2 separate regions of the Homo sapiens genome follow, and region 2 is linked to region 1. The links are chromatin loops, found by intact Hi-C in ENCODE. Cell type or tissue: MCF 10A. All regions are shown on one strand.

Evidence for each region. Hi-C counts contacts between places; a loop is a spot of excess contacts. Peaks named below come from ENCODE experiments on the same cell type or tissue, not always from the same donor. Only the 100,000 strongest peaks of a DNase experiment are listed, where the experiment ranks them.
Region 2: a loop joins it to region 1, with 3 times the contacts of the local background. A loop is called at or near these places in 2 of 110 quality-filtered maps.

What each region holds. Positions count from the first base shown.
Region 1 is chrX:9,349,772-9,353,771 of GRCh38, reverse strand. No RefSeq gene overlaps it. Among named protein-coding and RNA genes, the nearest start is that of TBL1X, 110 kb to the left of the region's middle. RefSeq lists enhancers at 871-980, 1,001-1,060, 139-1,338. In MCF 10A, a CTCF peak has its summit at 1,707 (motif pointing right); DNase peaks (open chromatin) are centred at 561, 921 and 1,781.
Region 2 is chrX:9,564,832-9,568,831 of GRCh38, reverse strand. The region is part of intron 2 of TBL1X (transducin beta like 1 X-linked); the gene reads right to left. Among named protein-coding and RNA genes, the nearest start is that of TBL1X, 100 kb to the right of the region's middle. RefSeq lists an enhancer at 1-566. In MCF 10A, no CTCF peak of the experiment used is centred here; DNase peaks (open chromatin) are centred at 2,341 and 2,621.

The DNA of each region.
Region 1 (4,000 bases):
TGGCTCACTGCAACCTCTGTCTCCTGGGGTCAAGTGATTCTCCTGCCTCAACCTCCCAAGTAGCTGGGATTACAGGTGCGTGCCACCATGCCCGGCTAATTTTTGTATTTTTTAGTAGAGACAGGGTTTCACCATGTTGGCCAGGCTGGTCTCAAACTCCTGACCTCAAGTGATCCGGCCGCCTTGGCCTCTCAAAGTGCTGGGATTACAGGTGTGAGCCACTGTGCCAGGCCATGACTGGGTCCTTTCATGCTGCTCTTTCCATTTCTTTGCAGTCCTGGAAGCAGGCTACTTTGGGCAGCTGTCCTTGGCTGCTGCTCCCCTGCACCTTAGGATCCTTATGAAAAGCGACTCTATGCAAAGAGACACGCAGCTAATGCGTGCTGTAGGGTGAGTGGAGAGCCTGGGGGGCTGGGCTACAAAAACCTATGCAACCCAAGCCCGATCTGCCTGACCTTGAATTGGTTTACCACATGTCTCTCTCTTACCAGGCAAATCTCCAAGGAGTCTTTCACTTTGGACAGTACATCCCCAAATCAAAGACTGATTCATAAAAAGAACTGATGAAATGTTGCCTTTTGCTCAGGCACCCTATCACACATGTTTTTCCGGAGTCCCTTGCCATTTCTTCCTTGCTGACTCAGAGTAATGATGGAGAACAAAAAGCCAGGAGGATAGAAAAAAGGAAAGCTGCGCTATCCAGAGAGTCTGGGGAAAGAGCCAAGCTTTTCTCCCCAACCCGCATCTTTTTGGTTGTTGTTTCAAAGAACTTGCTTTGCCCCATTCAAGCTGCAGGGAAATCTCTTTTGCTAGAGGGTGCAATCAAAGCCGGTGGGGCATCTCCATGCAGTGTGTAGGTCACAAAATAGCTCTGAGGACATTGAAGGCCTGTGGGACGTTGCACAATGACATACTGGACCCGTTAGACACGCAGTGGGTTTCGCTTCCTGTACATTTCTCCGAAAAACCTGCCGAGTCATCGACAGTTATCACCACCTTGCAGAATTTACGAAAGCTTCTAAGCAGTCATCTGAATAGTTTCTTTTGCTTCTAGGGCTCCTTGTACTCCTGTAATTTAAAATTTGTTTAAATAATAAAACCAACACACAATCTGGGGCAAAATTAAAATTCCAGGGAAGGCAGGCCAGGTTTTGCTGGATGGGATCCTTCAAGAAATGTGCAGATAAAACAAGGACCAGCAGCTCCTTTTCCTGAGTCTCCTGAAGCGAACAAGTCATTGTTAGGTGCATGGCTTGATAAAGAGAAGTGACAAGAAGATGGTATTTTAGACACTGAGAAATGAAAGCAAGTGTGCGTCGTGTCTAATGCAAATTACTGCTGCCCCTAGAAAAGAAAGGTGTGTGTGACCATAACGAAAGGAATAAGTTTAAAAAAAATTTGCCAAGTTAGCAGATTTCTGTCTCAAGAATGTAACAAAAACCATTTTTTTATGTTGAGGATTTTTTAAAGTTAAAAACAAGTCATCTCCTAAGAAAAGATAAGAATGTGATTCCTGAGCTGAGGGTATTTGCATTTTGAATTTTTGTTCCTACCTTTCAAGTAGGAATTGTGCCAAGAAAGCATAAACACAGAGAAGGAAATGGGTGTTTGTATTTGTAATACCTGCCTCAGGAGAGGAGAGAAGCCAAGAAGAAAGGGTGTGTGATTAACTCCTGAGCGCACTTGGAACCCAATGCGGCCAGAGATGTGAGTTGTGGGCCAGCAGGTGGATCCCTGTGGCCGCAAAATTTTGCTGTGCGACTGCTTGCATCAGTGGTGTTGTGGACGCCTTTAGGCAAGGTGTGTCTGTGGCTTGCTGGTATTTCAGCCAAGGAATGTGTCAGAGTAAGTTCAGCAGCCACAACAAGAGAGGATGTGTAGTGTTTCTGGGAGGGGCTTGTGTTGTTCTCAATTTCCGGGTACAAGGCTGGGTGCAGTGGCTCACGCCTGTAATCCCAACACTTTGGGAGGCCGAGGCGGGCGGATCACCTGAAGTCAGGGGTTCGAGACCAGCCTGACCAACATGGAGAAACCCCATCTCTACTAAAAATACAAAATTAGCCAGGCGTGGTGGCGCATGCTTGTAATCCCAGCTCCTCGGGAGGCTGAGGCAGGAGAATCGCTTGAACGTGGGAGGTGGAGGTCACGGTGAGCCGAGATCGCGCCACTGCACTCTAGCCTGGGCAACAAGAGCGAAACTCTGTCTCAAAAAAAAAAAAAAAAAAAAAAACTCCGAGGACAGAGTGATGTTAGACCAGACAGTGGGTCTCAAACTGTGGGTGTGTTTCAGCCACCTGTGATGCGTGTTACAAAGGCAGTCACCTAAGATCTCACCCTGGAGCTGGGATCCATGGAGCTGGGCAGGTTGAGGTGGTTCCAAGTTCAGTACAGGTGGTTCAAGGTCCCTACTCTGAGAAACTGACATCAAATGAAAGAAGACAAGTTTAGCGTGACAGTCCTTTATCTTCACACCTCATAATTGGCAAGCCACACTGCTTAGCCACATTCAAAGTCACTGGCAAGTGATTTTATTTTATTTTCAAGCGTGGGACAACTTAATTTTGTGAAATGTATATTTTTTGGTCATAGCATAAGCTACCACTCCTCAGTTCTTTTTGGCTGTTTTACAAACCAGTCAGGAAATGTATGGCAAAAACAGCAAAAGGAAAGTCGATTTTAAAAATGTACGATGCATGTTTTCGTTGTATAGACATTAATAATGAAAACAAAAGGAAAATTTTGGCTCTCGAGAAAAATGGAAGTGCCTAAAACGTTAATTTTTTTTCTTTTTTTCCAAATACCCAGACGTCAAGGAGACTAAAATGTAAATTTTAACCTAAAAGTATGAATGTTTTGGGTAGCTGGTTATAGTATCATCCTTGTGATTTGGAAAACATTCTAATGTAACCTTTCCCTGATTATATAGAGATTAGCTAGTATTTTATGTGTAAGCAGGGCCAGCTTTGCTGCCTTGTGACAGTTCAGTCCCACATGGACTGGTTTAATGTTCTGCAACCTCCATATTGCAATGCCTCATCATGTTGTCTTTGAGTTTGTATTTTGAAAGCGACGGTCTGACAGGACAGTGGAGCATGAGCCCAGGGCTTGGAGGTGCCACCTCCCTGCCTCCCAGGATGGACTCTCTGTGCTCCACTTCCCTGCCCCCATCCAATGATGTGGCTACTCTCTGCCTTCTGGCAGGCGCGGAGAGGTTCAGGTCAGCAGGCATGTGCCCCACCTGCCAAGTCGTGGGTGGGACCCCGGGAGCCTGTGAGAGTCCACATTGGCCCTCCGAGTATCCCTATGCCCAAAGAGGTGCTGCATTAAGAGTAAAAAGCAAAAGCCAGGCGCAGGAGTGTGTGCCTCTAGTTCCAGCTACTTGGGAGGCTGAGGCGGGAGGATTGCTTGAGCCCAGGATGTCAAGCCTGCAGTGACCTATGATTGTGTCATTGTATTCTAGCCTGGGCCACAAAGCAAGAACCTGTCTCTAACAATAATAAGAATAAGTGAAAAAACACCATGACAGGTCCAGAACGACTGGGGAGGAGGGAAGGAAAAATCTTTCTTTTCTGCTTTTGAACAAAGGACCCCAAATTTACATTTTGCACTGCGCCCCACAAATCATGCAGCTGGTCCCATGTGTAAGTCATATATGAACACATCGCTCCACTGCAGGATAATGGATGCAGGTCCAAGAAAGGGGAAAAGGATGACTCATTCCCCCACAAACAATTCACAGGGAAAGCATTCAGATGGCCAATTGCTCACCTAACATAGTTTATAATTCCTAACATAGTTCTATAAATGTTGCAGATTACATTTTAAAAACCCGTGGATGCTCTGTTTATTTTTTAAAAATAGTTATGCATTATTTGTTTCCCCAGTGCAGCTCTGTGCAGTGACAAGCAGTTGGATGGAATCATGCGCAACAGCTCTCTGTAATGTAGAAGTGACACACTGTCCCCAAACTGCCATGTCTTGTTCCTCATAGGCAGGCTAC
Region 2 (4,000 bases), 220 kb before region 1:
CTGCACAGATAGACACAACATACAGAGAGCACACCAGACAGACATACACACAGCACACTGCACAGATAGAGACAACACAAACAGCACACAACACAGACACACACACAGCACACTGCAGATAGACACAACACACACAGCACATCAGACACACACACAGCACACTGCACAGACACGACATACACATAGCACCTTGCACAGACAGACATACAGCACACCACACACACACACACACAGCACACTGCACAGATAGACACAACATACACAGAGCACACCACACAGACACACTGCACAGATAGACACAACACACACAGTACACCACGCAGATAGACACAACACACAAACCACGGTGCAGATAGACACGACATGCACAGCACGCCGCATATAGCCACACAGACACACAAAATACACAGCCACACACAACATACACAGCCCACCAGAGACATATACAACATACACAGCATGCCGCACAGCACGTGCACAGACACACACAACATACACAGCCCGCCAGAGACACACAACACACACAACACACACAGTACAGACAGACACATGCAACACAACACGCCACAAACACAGACACACATAATGCCACAGCACGTTGCACAGACACACACACACAACACAGAACATGCCACGAAAAGAGGACAAGAAGATGCATGGCGTCTTTGGGGGTTCTCAAGACTCCCAGGGGAAACCGTCCAACCACTTCCAGGCTGTAACAGGGAGCAGGGAGTGGGACAAGAACCAGGAGGGAGACAGAGAACTCGCTGGGCATCCGCAACAGCACCCAGGCCAATCAACGCAGCGTGCCACAGCACTAAGGGGGAGCACTGAACTGCCCCACTGCACAGAGGAGGAGACAGAGGCTCAAAGGATTGAACTGACGGCCTGGAAGTCCCAGGGCTGGACTTCTCTGCCTTTCATCTCTGCGCGTCCTTGTCCCAGTGGAGGAAACCTACAGGGGCTTCATGGAGGAGGTGGCACTTGAGTTGGCTGGAGAACTCAGGCGAGGAGGAAGAGAATGAGGCTGTAGTTTAAGTGGTGCCAAAGGCAAGGGATGGGGGCAAGATGGGGCGCTGAGGTTTCTAAAAATGTGGGGTGATGCCCTCACAGTGCTCACGAAAGAGGATGTGGCCTGGAAGGAGACATGGTGGTCAGAACAGTATGCCCCATCCATCCGAGGGAAGAAGGGGCCACCTGGGCAAGACAGCCCTGCAGACTGCAGATGGCACTCTCCTGGTGCAGCACCAAAATACTGGACAACCGGTTTGAGTGGGACACCAGCGTCCCCCAAGCTGGGGCAGACTTAACCCTCATCTGCTGAACCATGTGGGGTGAGGAAGGTTGATCCCAGGGGAAGGAACAGGGAAGTCATGCAGGGACCCACAGAGAAGCAGCTCCACACCCTTCCTCAACGGGCCAATTTCACTCTTCTGGCCACTTCTTCAAGAACAGCTGCAGTGGCGGTGCACGCTGGCTCCATGAGTGCCCTGGTAGCAAGAGCTGCAAGATAAGGAGGCCAGGGTCTTCCCTGTCAGACACGCCAATGCACCAGCCTACACTCTCCACCCAGTTCTGGGCCATCAGGAACTGAGGTACAGGAGCACCTCCTGGAAAGATCATGGAAACTACACTTCCTGCCTCTCTGTGCCATTTTCTCTAAGCTTACTAAGGGTACACGCCCCTGGCAGAGGATGCTGAGAACTTCTAACAGTGCGAAAATCCTGACAAACTCCCATGACCCGCCAGATGCCCTAGCCCTTCCCCAGCCCGTTCTATCATCCTCCTCCAGCATTACTGGGCACACATGTTGTATTTTAAAAGGAAAGAGTAAAACAGAAGAACAGAGTTCCAGGCCCCATTGTGCTCCCAATTAATTGTAAAAAACCCTCTCTGCACCAGAGTTTCCTCAGCTGTGAAATGAGGGTTTTAAACTATTTATGAGGTTTCATCCACATCAAAAAATCTGAGATACCATTTTCCTGTTGACTTCCTGTGTCAATTCTAGGGAAAAACACTTGACAATAACTTAACTAAGAACTTGCAAAAGAATTGTGGAGGGAAGCAGAGAGACAGAGAGGATCTGTCCGCAGCCACCTGAGCACTGGAATGCATCCAAAGGGTGCAATATTTTTGCCATAATGATTAACATTTCAACTCCAGAGAAATTCAAGTTGTACCATCATGAAAGCAACATGAAAAATCTAAAATATGTTTTCAGAAGCCACTAAGCATGACAGAGAAGCTGCAGTTTCCTCCTGATCCCTTTTCTGTTTTTAGTGAGCTCTGAATTAACCGGGCCAAGAGCCAGACGCTGACTAATACATGCACCAGCATGAGCATTGCGGGTGTTCCAGTGCCAGAGGATTCCAAACCGCTTCATTTGCTCCAGGGTTCAAGGTCTGTGTAAGGAAGCTGGTGTTTCCTGTATTACCAATATCAAACAGCAGGGTTATATATTGAGGTTTATTCAATGACATATTTAAAAATCCTTCAAAACAAGTGGTTCTTACAGGTAATTTTGACCCCCAGGAAACATTGGGCAATGTCTAGAGATACTGTTATTTGTCAGGACTGGCGGAGGAATGCCACTGGCATCCAGTGGGTGGAGGCCAGAGATGCTGCGGAACATCCCACAACACACAGGACAGGTCCTCTTAACAAAGAGAATTATTTGACACAAACGTCAATCAATGCCAAGGTTGTGAAACCCTGCTTTTAACTATGCCAAAATGTCTGTAATTATACAGATAGTATATCCTATACTTTCACTTTCCAAACCACTTTTAGTCTTTACAAAGTAATACATGTACAAAATTTTTTTTAAAATGCAGGTGAGGCAAAAGGCTCCTTTTATTAATTACATGCCTTTTAGCACCATCTATCACCAATTCCACTTCCCAAAGCAACCACTTTCTTGGAGCTGTTTCTGTTATTGGTGCTGTTCCCTGCATAGTGACTTCCAAGTTTGTTTTTTTGTTGTTGTTTTTGTTTTTTGTTTTTGGGACAGGGTCTCACTGTCACCCAGGCTGGAGTGCAGTGGCACCATCACGACTCACTGCAGCCTTGACCTCCAGGACTCAAGTGATCCTCCTGTCTCAGCCTCTCCAGTGGCTGGGACCACAGGAGCACACCACCATGCCTGGCTAATGCTTTAAATTTTTTGGTAGAGAAAGGGTCACGCTATGCTGCCCAGGCTGGTCTCAAACACCGGGGCTCTAGTGACGTTCCCGCTTCGGCCTCCCGAAGTGTTGTAATTACAGGCATAAGCCACCATGCCTGGCCAGACTTCCATGTTTCTAAATAGTCTGTTTGTGATACTCTAATCAATACATCAAGTTTAGATATCACTTACTGATTTTCACACACATAGGTAAGGATTGTTGGTTTTTTACATTCCCACCACCAATCTTACACTGACCCTTCCACGTTTTCGATAGCTCATATAACTTTTTTTTTCAGCTAAATCAATATTTCACATATATTACTTTGACAATGGAATGGGCACTGCTGAGTGGGCAATATAGTATGATTATGATTTTTTTTTTTTTTTTTTTTTTGAGACGGAGTCTCGCTCTGCCACCCAGGCTGGAGTGCAGTGGCGCCATCTTGGCTCACTGCAAGCTCCACCTCCCGGGTTCACGCCATTCTCCTGCTTCAGCCTCCCGAGTAGCTGGGACTACAGGTGCCCAACACCACGCCCGGCTAATTTTTTTTGTATTTTTAGTAGAGACGGGGTTTCACCGTGTTAGCCAGGATGGTCTCGATCTCCTGACCTCGTGACCCGCCCGCCTCGGCCTCCCAAAGTGCTGGGATTACAGGCGTGAGCCACCGCACCCAGCCTATGATTTTTTTTTAGTATACTTTTTGTGTTCTCCTAGAATTATTATTTGCCTCTGTTTTCATTTCAGTTTTCTTTGTACTCTTTGATAATCCTTCCCACACTCTCCAACAATCTATTACATTTTTTACATGATCAAAACTCTTGGATAATTTGTCA